Linked DNA regions of Homo sapiens: all the other regions are linked to region 7. The links are chromatin loops, found by intact Hi-C in ENCODE. Cell type or tissue: heart left ventricle. All regions are shown on one strand. Region 1 has its middle 120 kb from the start of NTM. Region 2 overlaps NTM (neurotrimin). Region 3 has its middle 150 kb from the start of SNX19. Region 4 overlaps NTM (neurotrimin). Region 5 has its middle 7.4 kb from the start of SNX19. Region 6 overlaps NTM (neurotrimin). Region 7 overlaps NTM (neurotrimin).

Region 1 (4,000 bases), 430 kb before region 7:
TGAAACTTTTAGAAAATAGTAAATGACAATATGATCAAGGGCCAGAATGGACAATAAAGACTGTGTGTATAATGCTCCAGTAAGTAAGATAATTAACAATGGGATCTTATAGGTGGCTAAACTGGCAATGTACTCCAAATGCAGCTGCAGGCATTGGAGGGTGGGCCTCGATCTGGGCTTTGGAGTCAGACAGATTTGGATTTAAATCTGAGGCTTCTGCAATCAAGTAGCTGTGTGATTCGGACAAGTTGCTTAACCCTTGTAAGCCTTGGGTTACTTATCTGTCATATAGGAATAATCCTACTTCTAATAATGCATTCCTATGAGGATGTAAACTCCAACAGGAAAGAGAGTGCTGTCTCTTTTGTTCACTGCTCTACTCCTATTGGCTAGAAGACCAATGACCATTTGTTGATGCAATCAACCTCACCAGGTTTTCATTAGTTTAGGCAATATACATAAATTAAAAGTTGAATGCAGTGCTGAGCATAATATGTGCTCAATACAATTTTAAAATCATTATTGTAGCTTCACTTGGGTTTGGCAGTACTTAACCTTCTGGCCATGTAATCCTTGAGTTCTGTTTCCTGTAGCAATGAGCCCATAGCAATGAACCTAAGTGCTGATATTCTAAAAGAATATCAGGTCTGTAGAAAGCTGTCCGTATATTCTGACCTGCTTTGTGTATTTCTTCAATTACTTCGCCTTACTATTGTATCTTCATTTGTTTGTTTAAATCTTTTGAATCTGGATTTCTTTGTTATTTTCCTCCAGATTTTGTGACTCACTTGAATCATGTCTTTTTCCATTGCCTCTCTGGCATCTTGATAGTTGTAGGTGATTTTCTTATGAAAGACCAGTGCCCACTGTGAGGCCATGGGACACAGCCCGAAGCCCTTTAGCTCCTGGATAACTAGCTAATAGTTCCCTAGAAGGAATGCCCTCAGGCTTCCTGAGGACTGGAATGACTCCTTGGCAGAGGTGAAGCATTTTTTAATCTATCTGAGTTATTTAAAGTTTAAGACAGGGATAACCTACACGAGAGACTATTTTCTTGAAGAATACAGACTTGGGGTCCAGGCTCTGCTATTTGCTAGATTTACAACTTTGGAGAAATTAACCTCTTTGGTTTTCCATTTCTTTTTCAGTTAAACTGTGGTGAAAAAATACCTATCAAATAGGGTTATGGTGAGTGTTAAGAAAACCGATGTGTGCAAAGCACATATATATTTTGTTTTTATTTTTATTTTGTCTGTTTCATGTTTTCAGAAACCATGATCAAAGCATTCATAAGTTCTCCAAAAGGGTTCCATTGGTCCTCAAAGCACTTTTCACACATAAAGAGGAGGATGCTCAAAGAACTAATTTCTTGCAACTGACCTCTAAGTGTGGCTAGTACTTTCAGGCACTGCAGGGGGCTGGCTGCTGTAAAGGATACCAAAGACTGTGGAATTCACACTCTAAGGAGCCAAGACTAACAGGAATACACGAGACTACAGTGAGCAGCACAGATAGCAGTTAATGAGAGCTCAATTAGGTGGTGCAAAAACCTAAGTGCTGAGAGGAAGGTCAATGACAGCTGGGTGCGCTAGAAAGGGTTTGACTGCAGATGCTCTGCAGGCTTCCCCAGCCCTTGAAAAAGTACACTTGAGGGAGGAGATAGGATGAGGCTTTTGTTGGCAGCGTACTGAAAAAAAAAAAAAAAAAGATTTTCTTGGAATCAGCCCCACCAGATGACTTAGGGATACTATAAAAATGAGGCCATACTCGCTACCTGGAAGTCAAGAGACCTCAGCAGCCCAGGAGAAGGCCATGGTGGGAGCACACGAAGATTAAGCTGGGACCACCTGTAGTGGCAAAAATCAATACCTAACACTCAATGCCCAGATGCAGATGGGGTTCTGGCCGTCAGGGGGCACTGTAGCAGAAGCCCTGGAGCCCCAGCTGTGCGTAGTCAGGGCCACTGCGTTTCAGGACTCCAGGGAGTGCCGTTCCCGTCGCGTACACTGGGAAGGTGCCACCTAAAGTCGGCACAAAGTGGCGGCCCCGAGTGTAGCTCATCCTGCATGATAGTGTCTTCTCCAGTCAATATAAACCCTGGGAAGATGCCACGTGTAGTGAAATATTCCTGCAAACTCTATCGACACATGTCAGTTTTCCTCGATCAGCACAAGAGGAGTGTTCAATAAAACAGCGTATAAGGTTAATTACCAGGGCATTCCACATAGTGCGATCACTTTGTTAGTATCACAACCTTTTATATGTCATGTGTGACAACACTGCAAAGTGGTTTGTACTGTTCATTAATTGTAACTTGGAACTTCCTTCATTTGAAAGTGGTCATTTATAGGCACACGTCCTCCAGATCCTGAGTAGGTGGAGATTGTTTTAAAAGGGGGATGGGGGTGACAGTTTCCCCACCTGTCTTCACTAACATGCTTGCTTTTTAATTTTTTTCTTTCTTCCTTCTCTTTTGTCTTTATCCTTCGCTTTCTTTCTCCTTTCCTTCTTCCTTCTGTTGACAAAGGTGAAATGAGTAAGATGCCTTTTAAGGAGCTCTGGGTGAGTGCACTACCTTCTACTCTAGAAAAATAGAATGAAAATGGGCTGGCTGCAGAAACCAGGAACTTGTCTGATCCCTACGTGTATTATTCCCTTTTCCTTGTTCTATGCTATTTCTCATGCTGCCTTTGTGCTTTTGATTCCTGACTTTTTTTTATGGATTTTGTATATGCTGGAATTCAGAGGCTTTCAACATTTTTTTGACTGAAGCCCTGTATGAAATAGATTTTATAGCTTCAGCTCAGAACACACACAGAACTATACACTCACATACTCACATAACAAACAAAAGAATCACTGAATAACATTTAATCTTAAGATGGAGGATGTACTCTGACATTTTATATTCTAATCTGTCTTTTCCTATTTTATTTCATCTATTCAATTTCACTTACAAAAACACTCAACCATAGCTCACTAGATTTATTTCATAGCTAATTAATGGATCATAATTGATAATTTGAAAAACTGTTTTAAATGATTATTAACTCCTGAATTACTCCTGTCTCTTAGTGGTCTTTCATTCCTACCCAATTTCAGCATATGCTTGATTGGATTATTTTCTTGAAATCCAAATGGTGACACCGATAGCATAGATTAAAGAGCAGATAAAAAAATACAAAAGAGCATGCAAACAAGTTTGAAGTACATTAAGTTGGTCTAAAAAGCTTGAAATCTCACATTTTATTCAATATTTTAAAAGGTTTTTCCTTATAGTATTGTAATCTCTACCTGTATGTGAAGAAAATCCTGACAGGCTCATGACATTTTTGCTCACTGTTAAGCAGGTATACACACTGGCCAGTCAGAATGAACACAGGCAGTAGGCAATCTCTGTGACAGTACTGTGGCTGGCTGGTTCAATACCAGATTAGTTCTTAAGCAACAGATCTTCTATTTAAGTTACAAATGCAATCTGAGTTTGGAAATTAGAATATGCAGTCTAGGATTTTCATCACCATTCTGAACTGAATTTAACATTAAATCAACCCTGCACCAGTGTGACAGTAACCTTCCTCCCAACCCCCTTGGAACTTGAAGACAGCCTCTGATGGGGCTGGGCAGAGGAACCTAGGAGGAAGGATGGTCACAGGAATAGGGGCGTCCTTCCCTTCCCCGTAGAGCAATCAGGCCCTGGCAGCTGAGGAAAGGTGCATGTTCATGGCAAAACAACAATATGAGGTCCCACGGATCCTCCTTGCCATTGTATTTCTCTCACACTCTGGCGGGAGCCTTCTTGGGCAAGACTCAAAGGAGGTCAGGCCCAGCTCTCTTGCTCTGGCATGGCCATGCCTGAGTGTAGGAAGCATTGCTCACTCAGATTAACTGGGAGTGCAGGCTAATTGGGGCCACCTTCCTATTCCACCTTTCCCTGTGAGTCAGGTTCTGGCCACTTGCCCTGACACTGACCACTAGAAACTCAGCCTTACAACCTCTC
Region 2 (4,000 bases), 160 kb before region 7:
GAGAGGAGGTTGGGATTCTAATTCTTTCTTTAGAGATAAGAAAATAGAGCTCAAAGAGGTAAAGGAGACCTGTGTAACTAGAAAACTGTTTAACTGAAGGTTCATGTTCCTCAGCCCATTGCTTCAAGTAGCATAAGACTGGTAGAATAAGATGATGCCAATTTTCATGATATAAAGACACATATCTCAGGGCATCAAAGCAAGAAGGAAATGACTGAGCAGAAGGATTAGAAAAGGCTTTCTGAAGGAGGTGATCTCGGGGGTGGGCCAGAGGCCAGTTTCCCACGTCTCTAGAGTTTCTTCTCCTTGTCTCAGTAGCTGAGCTCCTGGCGGTGCCTGTGGAGGAAAGGTCATGGGCCTGGAGGCCGCATAGCCATCATCAGGTTGAAATTTACATGCGGGATGAAGCAACACAAACTGTCCCACTTAGGGGGAAAGCTGTGTGGCTCCATTTCGGAGAATGAGCCCTACACTGTGTGGTTCTTGTCACTCTCGCATCCCTCCGCCTGCCTTGCAGCTCATCCGCAGCGGGCTTTCTACTCATCACCCTGGCTCCCTGGCCCTGTACTTCCCACCACTTCAGCCCAGAGCAGCAGGGAATCTGCCAGGTGAAAGCAAAACCTGCTCCAAGCCCAGTAAAGTACCTCTGTCTGTGTTTTCTCAGCATAGATGGAGAGTGGATGGGTCTGCTTACCAACTGCCCTTTCATGTTTCCTAGCCATCCAAAGGACGGTGCTTGGAGCCAGACAGATTTCAGTTCAAATCCAGCTCCAACTCTTACCTGTTACAAGACTGTGGTCAAACTACTAACTTCTTCTAAGTGTCCAATAACTTCAGCCTTAATTTTTTAAAAATTCTAAAAACCAATTTCTATCTATCATATCACTTTTATGATCATTTGATGATTGTTGCTTTTATTTTATGACCACTAGACGTTTATAAAAGTCCTGGGGGCCTTTGTAACTGGATGAACAAATGCTCAGCTCATCCTGTGCCCATCTCTTTCTGTCTGCTCATTTCCCCAGTTTTGCAGTCAAGGTTTGTGCCCCAGTTGGAGTCCACCGGGTCTGTGGGGGTGCTGGTGCAGAGCTCGGCCTTCTGCCCCGTCCTGGCTTGGGTGGGTCTGCACGGCCCCCTGGGCCGTGGGAAGAGCTCCCTCTGCAGCAGCCAGTGCCTCTTGATTCTCTGGAAGGAGCCAGCAGCCATCTGTGTGGAAGGACAGGGCCATACTGTGTCCTAACCTTGGTTCTGCCTCCAACTTAAAGTGCGGTTTGAGGAAGTCACCCTCTCGGGAACTCCAGTTCTTCAGGTTAAAAAAATGGATTTTGAAGAGACTAAGACCTCTTCAGGGCTGTTGGCCAAATTGAGGGGGACAGTGTCCTGTGCTCCAGGCCACGTGATGAGTGGTGCTTCTAGGAGCTCATCGTACACTCCTCTGAGACCTACACCACATACAGAGGCATCTGAGCAGGGAAGCAGGTGGTTGGTACACACGGGTTCCTTGGACCAGAGCAGAGATTCAGGAGGAGCCAAGCCATCCCCTCAGGCCCCAGCCAGGCCATGAGCCCAGCAGGTAAGGCTGGGACACCAGCCAGTGGGAAGAGTGCAGCAGTGCCATGCCCTAATTGAATCAAAGTCTGACTGCCAGAGACCCTCTGTCTTCGCCTGCCGCTGGCCAGGGCTCTCATGGGATTCATGCTATTACCCTGTCAACTCCAGCACACCCCCTCATTTCCCTCCCTGCTTAAGAATGGTTTAAATCAGCAATGCTAGTGCCTCCAAACTTCAATCTGAAGCCTAAGGTCTCATGTAAGCTAGACTTTGTGCTTGCACTTGACAAACAAAACAGAAACCCCGAGGTTATACATATTACGTGACTGGGTCTCATCTCTGCTTAGGATTGATTTTCCTCCATTCCCAGTTGCAGGACACCAGAATGATGGGATTATTGTCTTGGGCAATCACACTGTGGCACCTGGCAGCTGCGTCCTCCACCTCCTTTCTGTGCATACTGCTAAATAGGCAACATCTAGTTCCATTCGGACCCCAGAATCCTCAGCTCTTACAGCACAAATGGGGCATTTGCTCAATCCCATTGTAACTGAAAGCACTTTGCAAAGCCAATCTCTGTGTCAGAGGGCGACCTTTCAAAATATGAAAGCGGAAGAGCCTGTCCACACCTGGGATGGCAGGTGCAGGGCCCGGCCCCTATTCTATGGTCCAGAATTTCCAGCCATAGTGAAGCCAGCGCCACCTGCTGTCTAGACAGATCGCCACTGATAGTGGAAGGGAAAAGAAACAGCACAGGGTCTAGACAGGTAAGCACCTACTCAAGTACCGAGACCCACAAGTTCCAAATTGCGCATTCCACTTGCTAATTCCAGGCCTAATCACCAAAGCTCTCCTGCATGGACCATGAGCCTTGGGGACACGAGTGGATGAAACTGCTCGACTTCTTGTTGTGTGCCAGTGGGTGCATGCACACGGTGGCATGTACTGAATTGATTACGGAAAAATCATTTTTGAGTTGGTTCTTTTGTCTCTCATTTGTTCACTTTCTGAATATATTTAAAATCTTTGTCCATGTCCTTGCTGCCAGCTCCTACTGCAAGGCCTCAGTAGACCACGTCTGCTCCCCTTGCTCTGTGCTGCCCTTGCTCTGCCAGCCCAGGCAGGGGCTGTCCTCAAACCAGAGCCTGGAGACAGGCCCATGTGATCTCACCTGGATGGAAAGCCCAGAGGCCGACTCCCACAGCTGGGTGCCTCCTGGAGGATTCCCACCCACCAGGGCAGAAGCCAAAGTCAAATGCCAGGGCTGTGCTCCTCCCTCTCTACTGCCCTCAGTTTCTCTCAGCTAGGCTTCTCCTGTTCCCCCCACAGCAGACTCAGCCCAGTTCTGAGCTCCTGAGCTGATGGCAGCAGGGAGGGATGGAGAAAACAGAGCAGGCCGTGGAATCCTCTCCCAGCCCCAGCATGTGCTGGCTGGGCCACGGGATGCCTGGCCTTCTCGCTTCCACTCTCTCGTCTCCTTAGCCACCTTCCAGACCAAGATCCATGACGAGGATGCAGGCAGACCCCCAGACACCTGTGTGGTTCCTGAAGGGACAGCCCCATGCCCCCCACCCTCTCCCTGTCTTGACTCAAAGTTGCTTCTGCAAAGTTTTTCCTCCCTTGGTCTTGATCAATGGCTCAATTTAGCACCCGATTATTCAGTCCTACGCTTGGCACCACTGAGATCTCGGGACATTTCCTCTTGTTCTTCCCAGCCCCTTCTTCTCCAGCTGCACTTAATACCTTGTTTTGCTCCGTGACTGGATCATTTCAGCCTGTGACACTGCATCCTCCTCACATTCTCCAGGAAGGCTCCATGGCTCCCCGTCCCTGAGCTTCACAACCTTCACTGTGTGAACGCGTAAGCTGTGGCCCTTCCGTGGCTGAAGGCCTGAACCCAAAGTGCAAAGTGAGATCAATTCTTTCCACCAGTAGATCCTGCTTTCCAGACAAAACAATATAAACTATCATTGCTGTTGCCAGGAAGCCTCCCTTCACCCACAGTTTGGAGGAGACATTGTGTCAAGCCCTCAGAGTAGGAGTTACAGGCTCTGCACCCATCCTCTGGGGTTTCCATAGGAGGCACCCAAGAGGTCCACAGACCACAGAGATGGCCAAGCCAGCTAGACCGGAAATACTGACCAAAGACAGAAAAAAAAAGTCCTTTGAAAACAAGTCAATGTCAGCTCCTCCCTGAGCCTGTGACATGAGGGGAAGGTGCAGGAATTTCAAGTTTCTTGGAGACAGGATTAAGGACTGAGAGCGGCTTCCTTCCCAAGTCCTTCTTCCACTGTCAGATACAGGGAAGACAGAATGAAAAGACTGATATGAAAGCGCTTTGAACTTTTTTAGGCTCAAAGGAGCTTTAAGGATCTAAAGCATTATGATTATCTTTTAGCAGTGTGATAATATTGATTATACAGGGGCCTGGTGGAGTGTCCCTGGCTGC
Region 3 (4,000 bases), 610 kb before region 7:
AGTATGAGATTTCTAGGAATGCGGTTACAAAATGAGGCAACCGTCTGCATTTTCACTAGAGGTAAATGGCGGTTTTTTTTTTTTTAACTAAAGATAAAGATGATAGTTCTTCACATGGAACTGCAAATAAGTGAAAGTGAATACTGATTTCTCCTGACGTTGCGAGCGTTGGTCTTCAGTGCCCTTCCATTTAGAGTCATTCCTTCCCTTACCTTCTGCAAGTGTTTCTACATCAAAAAACAGAGCGGAAAGAAATTTTCGAAAACATCTTGTCCTAGTCTGACCCTGCACGTATAAAAATGCTGAGGTCGGGGTGTCACAAGTGACTTGCCTCGACCTGTGGGGCTGGGAAAGGCGGGAGCCAGGCTTGAATTCAGATCTGAATTCAAACCCGGGATGATTTTTCCTATTCACATTTCTCCTTACTATTGTGGTGAAACTTGAGGAAGCAAGCAGGAGACAGCATATGTTATTTGATACTAAGTCCCTGCTATAGAAATGCCCCTCCCTACTCCCGTCCTCCTCTCCAGGTGTTCTGATGATAATCAATAGTGTTCCAGTTATATTGGGCAATGTCTGGGAAGTTCTAAAGCTCTGCCTAGAAAGGGAAAATGCCATTTGAGTTGCCAGAACAAAATAAATTTGATGGACTCCCTTACCTCTAAGGTACGCTCCTTGTGATAATTACCCCTTTATTCTCTCTGACCCTTCTGGGCCCAAGGCCTCCCATGCCCAGATTAAATGGTTACTATATACTTATTTATGTTCCATCAGCCAATATCCTTCAGCAAGAGTAGCTGCAACCTTGATTTGTTTTCTCCTTTTACAGCGATGTTGCTGGAAGAGGTGGATGGGACATTTAATTTGGCATTAAATTCTATGCTGGTGCATTATCCCCTATGGCAAACAAAAGTGGTGTGGAAGGTTTGCATTTATGATTTTGCTCAGTTCAACTCATTTTTATGCCCAGGGAAGGTTTTTGCTCAAGCTTTTCGTGCTTCTATTGCAGTTTTATTTCTGATTTCATAGAGATGATTTCGTAGAGGGAAACAGTCTGCTTTCCCTTTGTATTCAGACTACCATTTTCCATTTGGAAGTGTTGGCAACAACCTTGTTTCTGCGTGTATGTGCAAAAGAAATAGAATGTTTGAATTTTGAGTTCTCTTCTCAAGGGATGTGGTCTGTGTCAGAGGCAGGCACGACAGGGATACCTTGTATCTGTGAGCTTTTGCCATCCAATGTGCCTGGGAGGGAAAGAGATTCCTCTCAGCTCTTCTTTTCCTGTTTCATTCCCTCCTCTGATTTCATAGTGGATGTTGCAGTGGGGGGTCTACCATCAGCAGGATTCACAACCAACTTGTTCTGTGCTTTAGAGTGATCATCTATGGGATGAGGTTGCCTCAAGGCTTTGCTGGATAGCTGCCAGCCCCGAGACCTGCCAACAGTCCCCTTCTTCTCAAGACCTCACAACACTCCAAATTGCTGCTTTCTCTGCAGAGAAATGCTCTTTGCTCTCTATTTCCTCTTACCGTGGCCCTTTGTCCTCAGCACTCGGCCCGAATTCCTTTCTTCACAAACAATAAAAAGGTATGCCCTCAATTTCTTCCTCCCACCCAAGCATTGACCACATTAGCCCTGTAATCTTTTTTTCTTGGCCCTTGTCTACACTTATTTCCCAGCGTGTCCTTGGTTAGGAGCGGTGTGTGTGTGTGTGTGTGTGTGTGTATAAAGTGAACTGCAGAGGAAGAAAACAAAGAAGGTGCAACAGCGAAAGACTGCAGGGGCAAGCAAGGCTTCTGGAGGGAACTTGGGCCTCACTGCCACTCTCTTGCCTCTTCCAGGGTTTCTTGATCACTGATGTTTCCAAGTTGATATTGGCAGTTTTGAAGAAGCCTTTGTTCTTCATGTATGTGAGAGAAAGGGACTAAAAAGGATAGAAAAACCACAATTGAAGCTGCTAATCCTGAACAGAGCCCGAGGCTGTGGAAGACAAAAAGCACCGTGCAAAATAAATTGCAGAAGAGAAACAAGAAAATTCACAACGGTTTCCTATGCCTGGCCTATTTCTACAATTCTTCTGTTAATGAATATTCGTTTTCTACCTGTAGTTCAGCACACTGTTAGAGGAAGAATCAGTCCTCTAACCACACACAGGCTTTCCCATGCCGGAACATTCCAGTCTTGTATCACTGGGACAGAACCCCCAAGAGCCACAGGGCGAGACACCACAAGTGCTTCCAGCGTCGATCGCTAGATGGAGCCCGTGTTATGCACAAATCCAGCCCCAAGGGTCCTGGGGTAGCTGGTGAAGCCATTAGCTGGAGGGCAGCAATTTTAAAGGGTGGTACTTGATTAAGAGAATCCATTTCTCCTACAGTTAGCCCAGAAGCCCAATTGCTCTTGCAGGTGCTTAAAAATTTTCAGTATGTGGATTCACGTTATTCTCTCTCTCTCTCTCTCTCCACCTTGATCAACTATCGCAGGTCTGGATGAGCTCCACTGGCAGCGCTGGTCCCTCCAGGCATCTCGGCAGTAGCTGGAAGCCCCACATTTGGGGTGAGACTCTCTGGCTTCATGAGCTTGCTGCTTCAGTATAATTAGCTGTCTAACTGCTCACCCACACGGAGCCCATATGTGTGTTACTAATTATGATTTATTTAAAAACTCTCTGTTTGCCATTCTTTGTTCTCTATTTCCTCTTTATTGAAGGGCCGAGGGAGGGATTTGATTTGGAAGCTGTTCTGAATGGTAGGTTTTACCTTCCTTTGCATTTTCTGGACTTTTCCTTCTAGTTTCAAAATCTAGGCAGCTTCTGTACCTAACTCTCAGCATGCTGACCTGCTGCTTGCTACCTCTCCCTCCAGCAACAAAATGTACCAGGACAGGTGTGGTCACAGCATTTAGAAGGAAGTAGCTATTACATAAACGGCCGCATCAACATATCTGCTGCTCCCAAGTCTGTATTTCCAACACAGACATTATACCCAAGCTTCAAACCCATATATACCATTGCTTACTGGACATCTTCACCTAATTGTACACAGGCAGTTCCAACTCAGTGTGTGCAAAACTGGACCCCAAGTCTTAGCCCCAAACTTGTTCTCCTGCTGTACCTCATCTTGTCCAGAGTAGAAACCGCAGATCCTCAAGTCCTCCCTCTCTCTCTCCCTCCATCTTTACCTTCATGTTTGATGGATTTCACTCCCTCCCAGCTCTCTTCCTGTCATGCTTTCTGTTTCCAGCGCTGCTGTTTAAACCAAACCCTCCCATTCCTGCCTATAGCGTGGCAAGGGGCTCCACTTATCTTCCTCTGTCCAGTCCTGAAACTCATATTCCATCCACACCATGGCCAAGCTCATCTACCCAGTACACCATAGGCTCAAGTTCTTCACCTGTTTAAAGCCGTCAAAGACCCCTCACAAGCCTTAGCAGACCTTTCCTGAGAGCATGCTGTCCCTGGCAGGACCCTCATCTCTGGAGGCTGCGCCCACCCCACCTGGTCGCTGCAGCTCCCTCAGGTCACGTTGCCATGTGGCTGCAGCCCCGGAAGGGACTTTCTCTCCCTCCTTGCCTGAATGGGCCCTGTTTACTTCACCCCTCAGCTTGAGCCGAGCCCTATCCCCACAGGTCCATGTTATCTCCTCCTTTGTGTCGCTGCAGTCCCAGAGCATGTTTCTGCCAGGACTGTTGTCACAAGTCCTTGCAATTGCCTCTGCTTGCTTGCCTTCCCCTAGAGACCACAAACTCCACGAGGCCCGCACTGTGCCATGTGACCCACAGGTATCTGCACAGAGTACCTAGAACAGCACCTGCTAGTAGCTCCAGAAACACTTAGTGAATGAACAGAAGCCACTACTAGCATTAGCACTGCAGCGGGGTGGTGCTCATCAATGGCCAGCTGGACTGACTGGTGTTTGCATGTTTAATTATGTGTGTGTGTGTGAGAGAGAGAGAGAAAGAGAGAGAGGGGGAGGGAGGGAGAGAGAAACAGAGAGAAGAG
Region 4 (4,000 bases), 94 kb before region 7:
CAGGTGATCGAATCCAGAAAGATCTTGTCAGGCTGACAGAATGGGCCATATCTAAGATAATGGAATTTCACAGGGAAAAAATGCAATATTTTATAATTAGGTCCCCCAAGCAAATTATTCAAATATAGGTTTATGTCATATCTGATGTCAGATTCAGTTATGATCTATCTAACGGCAGGAAGTAGAGGCTCTTTGAAAGAGTCTTTCAGGTAGATTTGAGCAGTAGATAATGGGATAGAGAAAAAAGGCCAGTGCATTTAGGGACAAGGTGGATACCACAGGGGAGAGCTGCAGGGAAGTGGGGTGGGTCAGAGTGGGTAAGTATTCCAGTGAGAACAGAGACAGGGGAGCTACATACATAAAATAACTCTTTCATTCATTCTTTCTGAATATATTCATCATGAGGCCAGAGAGTATGGCTTTTAAGGGCATAGGCTCTAGACTCAAACTATATGAAATTCAAAATTGGCTTTGTTACTTCCCAGCTGTGAACCCTTATGCAAGTTACTTAACTTCTCTGTGTCTCAATATCTGCATCTATGGACTATATTTGTAACTATCTCCCTCATAGGGTGATGGTGAGGATCCAGTTCCCTTATGCTTATGTAGTATTTATTATTTTGACAGTTTTTCACTAAGTACACAGCCTGATTGAGGAGGAGGAATGAGATACATTACTTCTTGTGAAGAAAGGCTGATAAGGTTCAAGCAGAGTATCCCATGCAGGAGGTTCACAAGGCCTGGAAGCTTAGCAAGATAGTCACAGGAAAAAGACAGAAAGCCAGGAATCAGAACTGCATAACATGGAGGAAACCGGACTTGGGGACTAAAATAGAATTTAGGCAATCAAAAGAAATGCAAGGTCTGAGTCCAGCTAACAATTGATGGGGAGCTTGAGGTGTTGGGCTGCTGTTCTTTAAATCTCTTGTGTTTGAGATCAGGATTGATTACAGAGGCAAAATCAGGGTGGAGACTGCTGTAGGGTCACATGGACCCTGCTCTGAGGAGCAATGGGAAACAGAGGCTGGAAACTAGGAAGAGCCTCACAGATTGGAGAAGCAGAGCTTAGTCATAGCAGGGCAGCAAAAGAAGACAGAGAGAAAACAAAACAAAGCAAAACAAAAACAGAAATATAAACTATCTGTTTTGCTGATTGTAAGTTTCCCACAAGTTACAAGAGTGAGGTTCCCTCTCCCTTTTATAGTATATAAAACAAAATATTCAAGAGTTCTGCATTACTGTAAACCAGTCAGGCAGTCCCCTAGAGTACTGTCTAATCATTGCATCCCATTTTTAAAAGGTTTGAGAGGCCCCACGTCGGCCTGGAGGATAATATTACAGGACCCCATAATATGTGAGCAAACAAAATAGAGCTTTTAATGTCCCTGTGGGGGAACCAAAGCCACGTCCATGCATGGGAGGAAGACCTCTTACAGTATTTGCAAGGCTATCTTCTGAAGGAAGAGTGGTTGATCCTTGCTCATTTTGCTGCCAAGGACCAGAGAATGGAAGCTCCAGGAAGAGAACTTTTACATCCAAAGTCAATGCAAGGGCAGAGATGCAGGGCTTCACCTGGGGAAGGGCATACCTCCCACGGCTGGGAAAATGTGCTCAGGAGTATTCCAGCATTGCTTGAATGGGTTAGATGGAAATGTTGAAAACCTTTCCCCAACATGGCATTCTATATTTCTATAAAAACTACTATGAGACAGTTGAGTGAGCCCCATGATTTTGGCATGCATCAATGCCATATTTAGAATGGCTGCCCTGAGCAACATTTTTCTCTGCCATCTTCGCAGTCATTCCTGGGAAGCAAGCTGTAGTTCTCTGCCGAGCCAGGAGGTGGAGATGGCCTATAATGTACCCAGAGAGCCTGCAGGGAGGGCTGCGTGATGAGGTTGAGCAGTGGGGCTATCTGTGTGGATTGGCAGCCATAAAGGAATCCGAGAGCTCATCGGCCGCCATCTGTCTTCATTTTGCTAACCCCCTCTATTGGATGCCACAAGCAGCTCACTTCCTATATTTATAAACATCCCCAATCAGTCATTTCTCTGCCCACTGTCACATATTTGTGGCATTAATGCTGGCTGCTTTATCACAGATTGGACTTCATTTCAGGCATAACTCTCATATACTGTGGTTCTGAGATCTTTATAGCCACATTACGGTATATGGCTGAGTTGTGATTACACATCAGTACTGTGAGGCCACTGACAGCGATTTGGCCCTCTCCCACCACCTGCCACACCTGCCCTCTGAGGGCAGCTATAGATCATGCTAGAGACACAGGAAAATGGGATCTGTGAGGGAGAGAGAGAGAGAACAAAGGTTAAGGCACACACTCTCCAGGATTTAGGGTAGGCCAGGGCTATTCCGTAGGGCTGAGAACCCACAGAACTGTCTCCTATTGGCAAAGTGACCTGACAGATGGAGAGAGCTAATGGGAGGGGATGGGAGTTGAGAAGGAGTAGTCTATAATTGAACTGACCTTTCTGGTTGCCCCTGATCTCAAAGCCGACAGTGGGTGGTAGACTTCCTTTTCTGATGTCTGAAATCAGGAATGTAAGTTAGCATTTCTTCGTATTCCCTTGCATCATGCTTGTCCCATTCATAAGATTGCTCTCCTTGTAGAGATGAAAAAAGAATCTTTTTTAGTCCCACTGTGTTTGGGTTCTTGTAGCTGTCATGCACGGATCCCAGGAACCACAGTCGCAGGGGAAGTCGCAAAAGTTCTCTCTCATGGAAGTCACAGTGGCCACCAAAAGGTCAAAAGTAAGAGCTATGCTTGGTCAGTAGACAACAAAAGAGCTTGGAGGCAGGAAGCAATAAAATTTTAGGGAATTATGAGGCCCTGGGTTATTGCTAAAAGGGTGTGGGGTATGGGGTTTGCCACACTCATCTTCAGAGAGAGTATTTTTTTTATTCTGGAATAAAACAACTTTTTCAAGTCTTCTTGGTCATGGCTTCTCCTTACAACTCAGAGAGACAGAAGAGCTCTTTTCCCCTTGGTGGGCGGAGCCCACTGCTCTTGCGGGTTGCTGGCAGTCTTCCTGGCTCCTGACTAGCCTTCCACCTCTATTTTCCTCTTGCTCTCCAAATGTGTAGATACTGTTCTTTTCCTCGGTCCCCAGGGAGGCATGGACCACAAGATATTACTGAAGATTGAGCGGTAACAGAGGAGAGTTGCTTCAAGGAGAGGGAGGAAGTCTAACAGAGTCAGATGACGAAATTACAACGAATTTAGTTGAAAGCTCCATTTGGATTTTACTTTTGATTTTAGGATCGGTAAAATAAAATGAGTGTTCCTATGAGCTGAGGGTGTTGGCTTTATAGGCAAAAAAGGGCTGAGGAAAGCAGAAACAGAGAACAAAAAGCAAATTGGCCTTTTTAAGGGGTACTTTATAGAGTTCAGACAAGGGGACTTCCTCGTTATTCTGACTCTGGCTGACCAGAATTGCCTGCTTTTTGGAAAACTGGTCCATTTCAAAGTTTGGTTTGATTACTGAACACTTAACACAAGTGACTCCGTTCTGGTTTTGGTCTGTTCTGCCTGGGCCCAGGGCAGGAGACTGATCCCCTAAAATGGCCTCCCATGCACTTTGTTTAATAAGAGATTTCCGACTTCACTTATGAAACCCAGCACTTGCAGCCTTTCCCTGACATCCACACTCTGCTGGTGCCCTGATTCTTCCAATTCCAGGGCCCGAGACTGCCCCTCACTCTCCCCCCTCTTCTCAAGGGAAACAAACTGGCTTTCCTAATAGTTCTAATTTCCCAGAGAGGGTGCCCTGCTCACAGAGGAACAGGCTTTGCCATGACTATGCAGAGCTTTTTCATCCTGATGATCTCAAAATCCCCTTCTAGAGGGGCTCTCAGCCTTCACTCTGCAGATCAAGAAGCCCACCAGTCCTCACCCACCCGACTCCCACCTTCCCTGCCCCTGGGAGCCAGCTTTACCCAGACGAGTTCTGCTCCCAGCCTCTAAAATGCAGAACGGGCT
Region 5 (4,000 bases), 750 kb before region 7:
TTACAGTGGAAAATCATGGAGTCTAGGTATCTGGGAAGGAAAACGAAGCCAGGAGAGAGACAAACAGCTGTGAGGAGAGGATGAGCTGTACTGGGAGCAAGTGAGTAAGAGCCAGAAGAAAAAGACCTGTGGCTCAAGATTGGTCCATCAGAGCCTGTGTTTGTTCTTATGGCTGCTCTACCAAATGACCATCAACTTAGCAGCTTGCAGCAAACATGTTTATTCTCTTACATTTCTGAAAGTCAGGAGTCTAAGATGGATTGAGAGGGCTTGTTCCTGTTGGAGGCTCTAAGGGAAAATCTCTTTTTTGTCCTTTCCAGCTTCTACAGGCTGCCTGTGATCTTTGGCTTATGGCACCACATGCTCCAACCTCTGCTTCTGTGGTCACATCTCTTTCTCCCACCTTGACCCTCCTGCCTTTTTTTTTTTTTTTTGATGGAGTCTCTCTCTGTCACCAGGCTGGAGTGCAGTGGGGCGATCTCGGCTCACTGCAACCTCCACCTCCTGGGTTCAAGTGATTCTCCTGCCTCAGCCTCCCAAGTAGCTGGGATTACAGGCGTGTGCCACCACACCCAGCTAATTTTTGCATTTTTAGTAGAGATGGGGTTTCACCATGTTGGCCAGGATGGTCTGCCTTCTTCTTAAAATGGCCCTGTGATTACTTTGAGCCTCCGCAGTTATCTAGGAGAAACTTCCCATCTCAAGACCCTTAACTTAGTCTTATCTTTTGTTTCTTTTACCAAGTAAAACAACATACCCACAGGTTCTGGGGGTCCAGATGTGAACATATTTTGGTGGAAGGGGGCATTATGTGACCTACTACAGAGGCTACATGCCTAAAGATGAAAATGTTTTTGTGGTAATAAAGTCTGGGTGTGGCCAGATGAGTTTCTGAAATAGGGTCTGGATAACCTAGGGCTAGGGTTGAAGGAGACATTTTGAGTCTATGTTTTGGAGAAGGATGATCTACATGGTCAAGGAAGTCACTAATGTTAGGGTAGAGAGGACTAGGATCTTGGTACAAATGTTCTCAGTAAGTGAGAAGAATGACCAGGAAGTTGGAAGGTGATGTAATACGAGGAGTGATATGGTTTGGCTCTGTGTCCCCACCCAAATCTCATGTAGCACTGTGATCCTGAGTTTTGGAGGTGGGGCCTGGTGGGAGGTGATTGGATCATGGGGGTGGTTTCTAATGAGTTAGCACCGTCACCCTAGCGCTGTTTCGTGATAGAGTTCTCGTGGGATCTGGTTGTTTAAAAGTGTGTAGTGCCTCCCCCTTTACTCTCTCTCTCCTGCTGTCTTATGAAGATATGCTTCCTTCCCCTTTGCCTTCTGCCATGATTTTAAGTTCCCTGAGGCCTCCCCAGCCATGCCGAACTGTGAGTCAATTAAATCTCTTTTCTTCTTAAATTACCCAGTCTAAGGTAGTTCTTTATAGCAATATGAGAACAGAGTAATACAAGGAGTAAAGAAAGTATGGTGATACCAAAAGAAAAGAAGGAAATTGTGTGTAATTTGGGAAAGAATCATCTAAAAGCATCCATGAAGAACTAGGATATTGGCAGGAGCATCTCCACATCCTGCCTTAGGCGCGGTGATGGAGCAAAATAGCCACCAGAGGGCAGCAGAAAGTATGGCATCTTAAGGAGAAACTGCATCTTACTTATTCATTTGTCAGTCCCATGTCTATCCATTCACCCCACGAGGATTAAGCCAGATATTGGGAATTCAAACATGGTCTTTATATAGTTTATCTTCTTAAAGAATTCACAGTCTAATGCAAGAGATGGATATTGACACAATGTAAAAAGTGCTATAATCAAAATATGTCAAAATATGGGAAGGCAGAAAATTAGGAACAGTTGCACAGAAGAGATGACTTTTGAGCTGGCCTTAAAGGGTGGGTTGAATTTCCCATAAAGACAAGAGTAACAGGCCCGGCGCGGTGGCTCACGCCTGTAATCCCAGCACTTTGGGAGGCCGAGGCGGGTGGATCACCAAGTCAAGAGATCGAGACCATCCTGGCCAACATGGTGAAACCCCGTCTCTACTAAAAATACAAAAATTAGCTGGGTGTGGTGGCGCGCCTGTAGTCCCAGCTACTCGGGAAGCTGAGGCAGGAGAATTGCTTGAACCTGGGAGGCAGAAGTTGCAGTGAGCTGAGATCGTGCCACTGCACTCCAGCATAGCGACAGAGTGAGAGTCCGTCTCAAACATAAATAAATAAATAAATAAATAATAAAAAAAGGTTAAAAAAAAAAGACAAGAGTAACAGGTCGTACTAGGAATAAGGGAGACATGAGAAATACTGAGTAAGCTCCCATACTTGTTTGCTACGGCTCAGAACAAACTACTACATGCTGGGTGGTTTAAACAACAGAAATTTATTTCTCACAGTTCTGGAGGCTGGAAGTCTAAGATCAAGGTGTTGGCAGATTTGGTTTCTCCTGAGGCCTCCCTTCTTGCCTAGCAGAAGGCCACCTCTTCAGCGTCTTCCCTCTGTGCACACGCATCCCTGGTGACTCTTCCTCTTCTTATAGGGATACAGTCATATTCGATTAGGGCTCACCCATAAGACCTTATTTAATCCTAATTACCTCTTTACATGCCTATCTCCAAATAGAGCCACATTCTGAGGTATACTGAGGGCTATGGCTTCAACATATGAGTTTTGAAGGGACAGGGTTCAGTTCATACTACCTCTTTTCTATCTGTGGGTTATGTGAATGGTCATATTTTGATTATGAGGATACTAAAAAGGAAGATAATAATCTTGATAGTTCCCAATATTTTTTTTCATTTCATTCAAAAGTGGAAACAGCACTGAACTACAAGTTAAGGAGATCCAGGCTTAACTTCCTCATCTGGCTGCATACAATACTAAATGCTCGAATAGCCCTTCCCTCTGCAGAACAACCAGACACTGAATAGGAAACAGTTATTGATGAGTTAATGGGCTCAAATGAGGACACAAAATAGGTGAGAAGTCCAAGGTACACTATCCCATCCCACTCTAAAAACAAAACTATTAAATAAGAGCAAAACGAAACAGAAAACAACTCTGAGATGAGGATAGAACTGTCAGTGGAGAGCAGATGAAAGGAGCAGGGTGGCCCCAGGGACAGACGTCCTTATCAGATCTGTAATTCAGGTTCTGAGCCTTGTTCCAGCAGGAGGAGGTGAAACTGAGCCCCTGACTCCACTTGGAGCCACAATCCTTGAAGAGGTTTGAAGAAGTTCCAGGTCAGTGGCATTTCCAAGCTTCTGGAAGACACAAAAGAAATCCATTCTGGAAGAAAATATTCTCATGGTAAGACCATGAAATAAGCACACATTTAATATAGAGTACTATGAACTCTAAATCCAAGACCATCAATTATGAGAAGGAAGGCTAACATGAGTGAGAATCAGAAAAAATAAACAACAGATTGAGAACACAAGGACTGTGGATATGAATATTGTCTGCTGCTTAAGATAGAAGATCCATGTATGAGCTCAAAATGAATGAAATACAAGTATGTTCTAACAATAACAGATTGTCAAAGATGCCCATACAGTTTCAAAACATAGCCAAATGAAACTTTTATAAATGAAAAATAGGACTACTGAAATAAAATACTTAATGTATGTGTTAAATAGTTGATTATATATAGCCAAAGAAAAAATTAATGACCTACAGTATTTGTTGAAAGAAATTATTTAGGCTATAGCATAGAGAACTAGGGAACTGAATATATGAAAGAAAAATGAAGAGAAATGAATGCTAAAATAAAAATTCTAATATTTATATGATCAAGAGTTCCAGGAAGATAATAAAGAGAATGGAGGAGGATAAAAATTTATAGAGATTTTGGCAGATAGTGTTCTAAAACTGGATGAAAACGTAGATTCAGGAAGCATCAATAATATAAAGTAGATCAAAAGGCCAAAAGTTTATTGTTTTAAAAGACCAGTAAAAAAGAAAAAAATTTAAGTAAATTGATTGAGAATGAAAAAGAGA
Region 6 (4,000 bases), 270 kb before region 7:
TGTTTACTTGCATATTGTTTATTTCCTCCAACTAAGGTATTAATTCAAAATGACAGGGTATTGTCTTGTTCATCACTGATCTTTAAGACTTAAGGTGGTATTTGGTAAATAGTAGATAATTGCTCAATAATGTCAGAGTTAAAAAGGGAAAGAAAATTTCTTTATTATTACTGGGAAGTGATATATGAATGTAAGAGCATCATCCCTCCAAAACATGAAATATACCTCCTTTCTATCTAGAAACTGGGACAAGTTGTTTAACTTCATTTACTTTCTGGTCACTTATTAATTTAGTGGCCATATTAAAATCCTTATCTCTCTGAGGGATTTTAAGAATATATTGAAACAATTTACACAAACAAATATCTTGCCACACAGTCAAGTCAACCTTACTACAGCAGCCCTGCCTTATCCTCACGGGATAAGTTCTAAGATCCCCAGTGGATGTCTGAAACTCTTGGATAACACCAAAACCTATATATGCTATTTTTCCTCTTATACATCCTATATATAACATATGATAATGTTTAATTTATAAATTAGGCACACTAAGAGGTTAATAACAAAAACTAATAATAAAATAAAACAATTATAGCAACATACTGTAATAAAAGTAATATACATGTGATCTTGATCTCTCTCACAAAATATCACACTGTACTGTATTTAACTATTTTTGGACTTCAATTGACTGCAGGTAACTGAAATGTGGATAAGGGAGAATGACTGTATATCACTCTGAGAAGTGGATAAAAGCTCTTTCCCTCCTCCCAGAGTGCACAAATGTGCTCTAGGGAAATGGATAAATGTACATGCATAAGTAACTTTTCATTGAGCAGCTCCAAAGACCACAGGTAAAGGCACTTTCCTCATACAAACATTGGTTCACATTAAGTCTCTTTTCAAGGTGATTAAAACGACTCAGAAAGTTAAGATGTTCCCTTTTTGCAGTTAAGACCACAGAGTAGCATTTACGTTTTAAATATTGAAGACGCAAGTCTGTCTCTAGCCACAGGCACTGGCTTACTATTTTCTTGGTCCCAGAGCCAGACCAACTAACTCCACTTACCATTTCTATCAGTGGCTTGAGGGTGTCCAGAGAATATAGTTACAAGACTGGATTTTTAAAAGGAAGGAAGAAACCCAAGGCTCTCAGGAGAGGACCGAAGTGACTCAATGTGCCTGTCATGAGATTCAGTAAGTTTTCACCTAAGCAGATCTATTATGTGGCCAGAAAAAACAGTGTCACAAAAGACAGCCCTCTGCACTGGCACTGTCCTTTGCTTGTCAGTTTGTATACAAGAGCTACATACAATGCCCTGGAAAACAGCACTTCGTGGAATTGTGTAATATTTTATAGCAGCATCCAGTCTGCAGACTCAAAATCCCAGTGACTAAGAACAAAGGTGGGACATGCAGAACATATGTGGGAAACATTCCTCGGACCCAGGGGTGGGACAGGTCAGCCAGGGGAGGAGGAGGCTGAAGAAAGGGAAGAGCCACAGAAAGGCTGAAAGTGGGGACAAAAGGCTTCCAGCACCTCCCTTGCACTCTATTTGGGCTTTGTCATACTTTCTGCCTTAACTCAAATACTACAGGGTCATCCCTGATGGGTATAAAGGGGAAGGAGTCATGGGTCAGAAAGAGTTCCTAGGACATTCTTGCCCTCGAGGTTTCCTGGCTTTGCAGCTGGAACCAGGGCTGGCTCCCGGGCAGGGAGAGGAGACGCTTCCTGATGAAGTTCGGGCCCACCCCTTTCTCTGAGCAAATATGCCAGTAGCATTTGGGTTAATGAACTGTGCCTTTTAATAAATGGTTCTTATCTCACCAGAGTGGTGCTAAATTGTCAGGATTTTAAATTAACTTAATAGTTTCGTGGATGGTACTTATTCACTGGTTACTCCGAAAGTAGCGCGGCCCCCAGCCAGGACTTCTTATTGAATTATGCAACAGTTAGTTATTTCATTTAGGTTTAAGGGGAAGTGTTTAGGATTAATGTGCAATGCCTCAGTGCCCCCCTTAATGGGCATTTCCAGGCCTCCCCTAAACTAAAAGCCAGTTATTAATCACTGGGTCACTCAGTTGTTCTGTCGATTGAGAGAAGTGATTGCTCTGGTCCAGGAATGGCCAACACCCTCCCCGGCCAAAAGAGGGAGACAAAACGCCTGTCTTCTCTTGCTCACGTTTGCAAAATATTTGCTGAGATGTGCAAACCCCTATCCTGCCTGTAAGAAGCTTACGTAAGTTAGAAAGTGGAAGTACTATGACAGAGGCAGCTGTGAAATCCTTGGACTTTTGAAGAGGAAGAAAAATGAATTCTGTGGAGAGGAGAGGCAGAGTAGGGGTGAAGCATCTAGAAGGTGCTAACATTTGAAAACTGTATAACATTTATGTGATTGAAAATATGAAGAGCATTCTAGGTAAAATTTTAATCTTGTGCCTCTCTACCAGATAATGATCAGCCTTTGGGCAAAAAGAATTGCCACTTTTGAGTATTTACTTTGAGGCTGGTGTGAGTTCATTGCAGAACCTTATGAGGTATCAACCAGTTTGTTTTCACCTTGCAGATGAGAAAACTGGGGCTCCGAGATGGTAGATGCCTTGTCCAAAGCTCCAGGATTTTTGGCACACAAAGATTCTAACTCAAGCCCAAGTTCATCAGTGACATTGTTTTCTCGTATTCTCAGCTAAATCACTCCTGCCCTGCAGACATCACATCGGCACTCAGATCATCTGCAAAACTTTTGTCAGGGATTCCATTCTGTCACACCACAAACCTGACTTTATTGTTCAGTGGAGGGTGAGGCAATTCCTTTAATTTACTCCAGAGGCATCATATCATCCCAAAGCAGGTTCACCCATCATGCATCAGAAACTACCTTTGGAGAAACAGAAATCAGGTAGCATGTGGCAAGTATCAATGTTGTGCCAAGCACCGTGCCAGGCAGGGACTGCAGCAGGCAAGAGGTTGCTAAGACATTATCTGCACCCTCCAAAGCTGTCAGGGCCTACATAGGAGGAACACTGTCCCCACTAACTGGAGATATGCAAGCCATGACAGAAATCATTGATGTCAGCAAACAACTAACAGGCAGGTGTACAGCCAAATACTAACTGTGAAGCGAAATCTAGTTAAGACTGCAAAGTATTAGCATCAAACACTTGTTTGAGAAGCAGAAGGAAGCAGGAGGGTGTATAATGGAGATTGAGAATGGACATTTACCCCTTTGCACTTTGAGTCCTCATTGAAGCTGCCCCTGAGAGCCCCCATCTGGGCTACAAAGAGGTGTTGGAGGGAGGAAACCTGGAGAAGCTTAGGCACAGCCTTCTGGCTGCCTTCCACAGAGAGGTGCAGGAGTCCCACGGTAGTTAACTGGGACCGCCCTGCTGGGAACTTCAGGTGTCTCTGCCCCCGGGCAAGGACTCTACTGAGACTGAGGAGAAACAGAAAACAAAACCTGGCCCTTTCAGCTTCTCTGCTGGTCCCTGGGAGAGGCACAAGGGGCCTGCTGAGTGGAGTGACCTTGAGAAGGTCGAGCAGGCCTCTGAAGTGGTGCAGCGGCACGGGGGCAGGGGAGCGGCATGAGCCATAAAGGAAATATTGTCTATAAAAGCCCCGTTTTCCCTTTCTTCTGGAGCAGGCACAAGGCACTGACTTCATTTTGCATTCATAAAGCCTGCCTTTGGAAGCGCCTTTAAGAACTGCTGCAGGAAGCCTGAAGAAACATGTTGGAGGGTCAAACACACATCTCCTTGGGCTTTCTTTCATCTGTCTTAAAAACAAAAATCTCTCCTTTTTTAATCATCTCCTCCTGTAAAAAGGGCTAATCTTTTGTTAGCAGCAGCCTCCCATGGCACAGCATCTCAGCAATTAATACAAAAAAGCAAGGAAGATGCAGGTAGAGGAGGGGGCCTCTAGCTGAACAGGAAGAGGGCCTGGGAGTCAGGAAGGAAGGGTGAAGGATGGGAGAGGGGAAGCTGACCGGCTTTCCCTGGAGCA
Region 7 (4,000 bases):
CCACGTGCACATCCCTTTCTCTTTGTCTTTCTACACAAATTGCCTGTTTCTGGAGTGGACTCGGCTTTCCACACCATGGGTCCGGGAGGACCGGCCTTCTTGGCAGGTGTGGGAGGAACAAGCCTGCGTGGTGCTGTCCCTCCCTCCCCACCAGGAGCAGAGCAGCAAGGGGACCCTTGAACATTTCCCCTCTGGGGAGGCCTCAAAGCATAGCACAGGCCCGAATGCATTGAGGGTTCAGGCAGGGATGCCAGCGAGCCAGGCTTCTGGGGCCAGGTGAAGGCAGAGGCGGCGACTTGAGCAAATGAGCCTCCTTTGAAGGCACCGCACCCCCACCGAGGACACTGGGCCTGCTTCACGAAGCACGCGTGGGCGTGTTTGGATGAGCGCTGTGTGGCTCTGCAGCTCCGAGGAAACCGCATCAGACACCCCGACAGCTGGAGTGCCTCACCCTTTCAGTCTCCCTGGGATTCCAGGCCATTCTCTTCGGCCTGGCCTCTTCCTATTCACCCATCAGACCAGGCTCAAACCCACCTTGTCTTGTTCATGGTGCTGTAGGCTGGCATTAATTGTATGACAGAATGTTTATTCATATATATATTTTCCCACTAGACTCTGGTGCCAATAGGAAAGGGACACAATTCTACTTAGGTATTTAGTACTCCTGGTACATAGTAGGGCCTCTGTGGAGGCTTATGGAATTCAAATACCCATGGACCAGCCTTGGCCTCTTCTTTCTGGCCTTCAAAAGAAAGGCTTTGCGATAAGTTCTCCCTTAAAACAGAGAAGACCACGGTGCCGGGGTGGGGGTGGGGTGTGACCGTGTTCCTTGCCTATTTCCCTTACAACAGAGAAGACCACGGTGCCGGGGTGGGGGTGGGGTGTGACCGTGTTCCTTGCCTATTTCCCTTACAACAGAGAAGACCACGGTGCCGGGGTGGGGGTGGGGAGTGACCGTGTTCCTTGTCTATTTCCCTTAAAACAGAGAAGACCACGGTGCCGGGGTGGGGGTGGGGAGTGACCTCGTTCCTTGTCTATTTTAGGCTTTAGCCTAAAAATAGATGGGGATGGAGAGGGCTAGGGAGGGCAGGAGGGTCAGAAAACTCCTGAGGTTTCTGGTGGTAAATTGTGAGTACAACAATGGATCAAGAAGGTGACCCCAGAACCCTTGCTGTGTGCCCACTGGGGTACAGCTGGTGACCAGGAGGATGCTCAGGGCTGCCTGTGGGCTCCTGAGTGGAGAGACTTGAGGTTGACCAGTCCATTTCCACTAACTTTGTAGGATGCCTACCTTAGAGGACAAAGGAGGCTGGTGGCCTTCTCTGAGCAGGGCATTATGGTGGCCCCAAAAGGATCACAGGGCCCTTTCTGCCAGCCCCCAGGCCTGTACTTTGTAAGAACTGCAAATTGTGTCCTCATTGTCTGTGTGTATGTGTTTCAGTGTGTGTGTCTTTCTTCTTATCTCTTCATCATCTGGGTCACCTGCCCACCTCTGGACAAAGCTTGCATTTAAATATGGTGCCAGACAGTGACGTGATACAGTTAGCGGGTGATGCTTGCTGCTCTAATTTTGTCTGCTTTTGGGAACTCTGCAAAAATGCTCTTCCATCCCTCACTGGGAGCACTGCTGGACAAATGGTACTAAAGGGACCTGTACCTTGGGGGGCCCAGGTGACACCTGAGACCCTCTGTAGACAGCATGGCAGCCCTCCACTCTCTCGGCTCTCCTTCCTGAGGCTGGAGAACAGAGATCTCACGTTTGCAGAAGTCCTTTTAAAACAAAGTGCCAGAACAAGGATTTGACATCACCAGTGAGAAAAAATAAATTCATTTTTGCCCACACCTCCACTCCCCCGTCTGTTGGTGTCAGACTCTGATGGGTTGAAAGGCGGCACAAAGAGAAAGAGGGTAGGGAGATGATGGCAACTCGGGGAGATAATTGACTTCAGAAATGCTATGTCTTGGATGTAGGAAGAAAACAAGTGAAAATATGTTATTTTACAACCTTGATACTTCTGACCTCATGGAAAAAACATACACACACAGCGTAGGGTGAGCAGGTAGGCAGGAGGAAGGGTCCTAGCACGGGGTGCGGGCGCCCTCGCGTGGCCATGAGAAGTAGTGCCACACGCACACGTTCTCTTTCCCAGAGAAGCAGACGTGCTGCACAAGTGCTTGGCCACCGCCTACACTGAAACTGGAAAGAGCTCACTGAAAAGGAATGCAGTTCATAAAAAGTCTTCCTTCTCTACCCAAGACATTCTTGTCACTCCTAGGGCTGTCATTCTTGAAAAGGAGAGGCTGGTATAGTAGGAAGAAAGCTCAATCCTAAAGCTCAGTTTGGTGTTTGTGGCTTAGCGGCTGGACGTCCTTAGTGTGTCTTGGCTTGTCGCCTGTAAAGTGATCAGCATGACCTGGATGGTGCTTCTGCTTCCCTGCAGCTGGGATGCTCTGGCCTTGAGGATGCTGAAACACCAGAGAGCTGGCCACTCGCTGGTATCAGTCGGGCAAGCGAACTCTTTGTGTGGGATTGCTTCATTTCATTTGAAGTCATTCATTGCTATGATTGTAGTCTTTTTCTGGTTCCCATGAATCTGGTGTTGGCTCAGTGTAACAGAACCAGCCTTATTGTTCCCATTTGCAGTTACAAGAATATTGCCATTGTTATTTGCAAGCCTGATTTCCCTGTCTGGTTACCTGTAATGCTGCTTCTCTGAAATTCTCTGAAAGACAGAAAAACCTTCCCCGCGGGATATAGGTTATCAGGCACCTAAACTCATTGCAGCTCCAAGACATGCATGGATTAGGGACCAAGATGTGGGGCTCATAGTTTACAGAATTTGGTCTTATATTCTCCCTTTCATCTGGATCTTCATACAGCTACTCACTTGCTGCTAGAAAAGAAAGCTCCCAGTGTGCCAGATGGATTCCAAAGTCCCATTTCCTGCATTCATCCCACCATATTTGAAGACTCTTTTCTTTTCAAATGCTTAGCCCGGGTGAGCAGACCTCAACCTTCGCCTAGCACCCATCTTCCTGATCCTGCCTGAGCTTCCAGATCCCCAGTTCCATCTTTACTTTGGTTCTTGTATAAGACGAAGAGAGCATTTATCTTTTCTGTTTAAACCCTTGGGATATTTCTGTTTAGCAAGACAGCAATTTCGGGCAGCTACACTGTTTTATTAAGTATATTAAACAGCAGAGTAGCTCATCTGTTGTCGACTGGCTTTCTTGGCTCAAACCCAATATATCACGGGTGGTTTTCCCAACACATTTTTAAATTCTTATTACTGGCTAGGATATGATTTCACAAATGTTATTATAATAATTCATTAGTATCTTACATAACCAGTAATACAGACTGAACCTTTGCCAAATGCATTGTTATAACTTTTTGGAATGGTGGCCGCATTAATTAATCATTGCTTGTTGAGTGCCTACTATGAGCAAGAGAATTTGCATTTTTGTTCTTTCATTTCTCATGACAGCCCAATAAGGGAGGTAGGATTATCTCATTTTAACCAAAGGAGACTCTGAGGCCGAGGGAGGCTGAGCGGCTTACTCGAGTTCTCGCAGCTGCTATATCCTAGAGGAGACCAAATTCACACCCAGCTTGGACTCCAAAGCTTGTACATTTCTCATCATGTGACCCTCCACCCACAGACTGTCTGAGTACAAAATTCCACAGAGGGCCTTGACTTAGAAGACCCTCTGCCAGCATTTTGTCTGTGGTTTTGTGTGTCGTCTCAGATGAAGGTGACTCAAGACTTCAGGCAGAGGATGTTTTCCATTTAAATCCCCTAAAAGAAAATGGCCCTGTTTCTAGAAGAGAGAAAAGCCCAGACGTCTGCTTGACTTTGCTTCCAGGGGCAAGGACTGGGGTCCAGATCCATAATCTGGGAGAGTCTTTTATGGCTTTCACCTTTGGTGTTGAAGAGGACTGGCAAGCAAACCCCTTGGACCAATGGTTTCACCCTTGGAAACTTAGCTGGGTAGGTCC

What was found. Peaks named below come from ENCODE experiments on the same cell type or tissue, not always from the same donor. Only the 100,000 strongest peaks of a DNase experiment are listed, where the experiment ranks them.
Region 1: it touches region 7 in a loop (8-fold over the local background); 32 of 110 quality-filtered maps call a loop at or near these places.
Region 2: it touches region 7 in a loop (2.4-fold over the local background); 6 of 110 quality-filtered maps call a loop at or near these places.
Region 3: a loop joins it to region 7, with 11 times the contacts of the local background. A loop is called at or near these places in 75 of 110 quality-filtered maps.
Region 4: it touches region 7 in a loop (30-fold over the local background); 37 of 110 quality-filtered maps call a loop at or near these places.
Region 5: it touches region 7 in a loop (9-fold over the local background); 68 of 110 quality-filtered maps call a loop at or near these places.
Region 6: a loop joins it to region 7, with 4 times the contacts of the local background. A loop is called at or near these places in 18 of 110 quality-filtered maps.

Annotation. Positions count from the first base shown.
Region 1 is chr11:131,244,859-131,248,858 of GRCh38, forward strand. No RefSeq gene overlaps it. Among named protein-coding and RNA genes, the nearest start is that of NTM, 120 kb to the right of the region's middle. RefSeq lists an enhancer at 1,190-1,835. In heart left ventricle, a CTCF peak has its summit at 1,902 (motif pointing right); a DNase peak (open chromatin) is centred at 1,943; H3K27me3 peaks cover 840 bases.
Region 2 is chr11:131,509,736-131,513,735 of GRCh38, forward strand. All of the region lies in intron 1 of NTM (neurotrimin), which reads left to right. Among named protein-coding and RNA genes, the nearest start is that of NTM-AS2, 29 kb to the right of the region's middle. In heart left ventricle, a CTCF peak has its summit at 2,250 (motif pointing left); no DNase peak of the experiment used is centred here.
Region 3 is chr11:131,062,316-131,066,315 of GRCh38, forward strand. No RefSeq gene overlaps it. Among named protein-coding and RNA genes, the nearest start is that of SNX19, 150 kb to the left of the region's middle. In heart left ventricle, a CTCF peak has its summit at 2,245 (motif pointing right); a DNase peak (open chromatin) is centred at 2,251; H3K27me3 peaks cover 3,101 bases.
Region 4 is chr11:131,578,176-131,582,175 of GRCh38, forward strand. All of the region lies in intron 1 of NTM (neurotrimin), which reads left to right. Among named protein-coding and RNA genes, the nearest start is that of NTM-AS2, 39 kb to the left of the region's middle. In heart left ventricle, CTCF peaks have their summits at 1,826 (motif pointing right) and 2,028; a DNase peak (open chromatin) is centred at 1,868.
Region 5 is chr11:130,921,869-130,925,868 of GRCh38, forward strand. No RefSeq gene overlaps it. Among named protein-coding and RNA genes, the nearest start is that of SNX19, 7.4 kb to the left of the region's middle. In heart left ventricle, a CTCF peak has its summit at 1,614 (motif pointing right); a DNase peak (open chromatin) is centred at 1,606.
Region 6 is chr11:131,406,070-131,410,069 of GRCh38, forward strand. All of the region lies in intron 1 of NTM (neurotrimin), which reads left to right. Among named protein-coding and RNA genes, the nearest start is that of NTM, 37 kb to the left of the region's middle. In heart left ventricle, a CTCF peak has its summit at 2,167 (motif pointing right); no DNase peak of the experiment used is centred here; H3K27me3 peaks cover 109 bases.
Region 7 is chr11:131,672,043-131,676,042 of GRCh38, forward strand. All of the region lies in intron 1 of NTM (neurotrimin), which reads left to right. Among named protein-coding and RNA genes, the nearest start is that of NTM-AS1, 10 kb to the left of the region's middle. RefSeq lists an enhancer at 1,973-2,267. In heart left ventricle, a CTCF peak has its summit at 2,110 (motif pointing left); DNase peaks (open chromatin) are centred at 180, 372 and 2,119; H3K27ac peaks cover 468 bases; H3K27me3 peaks cover 20 bases.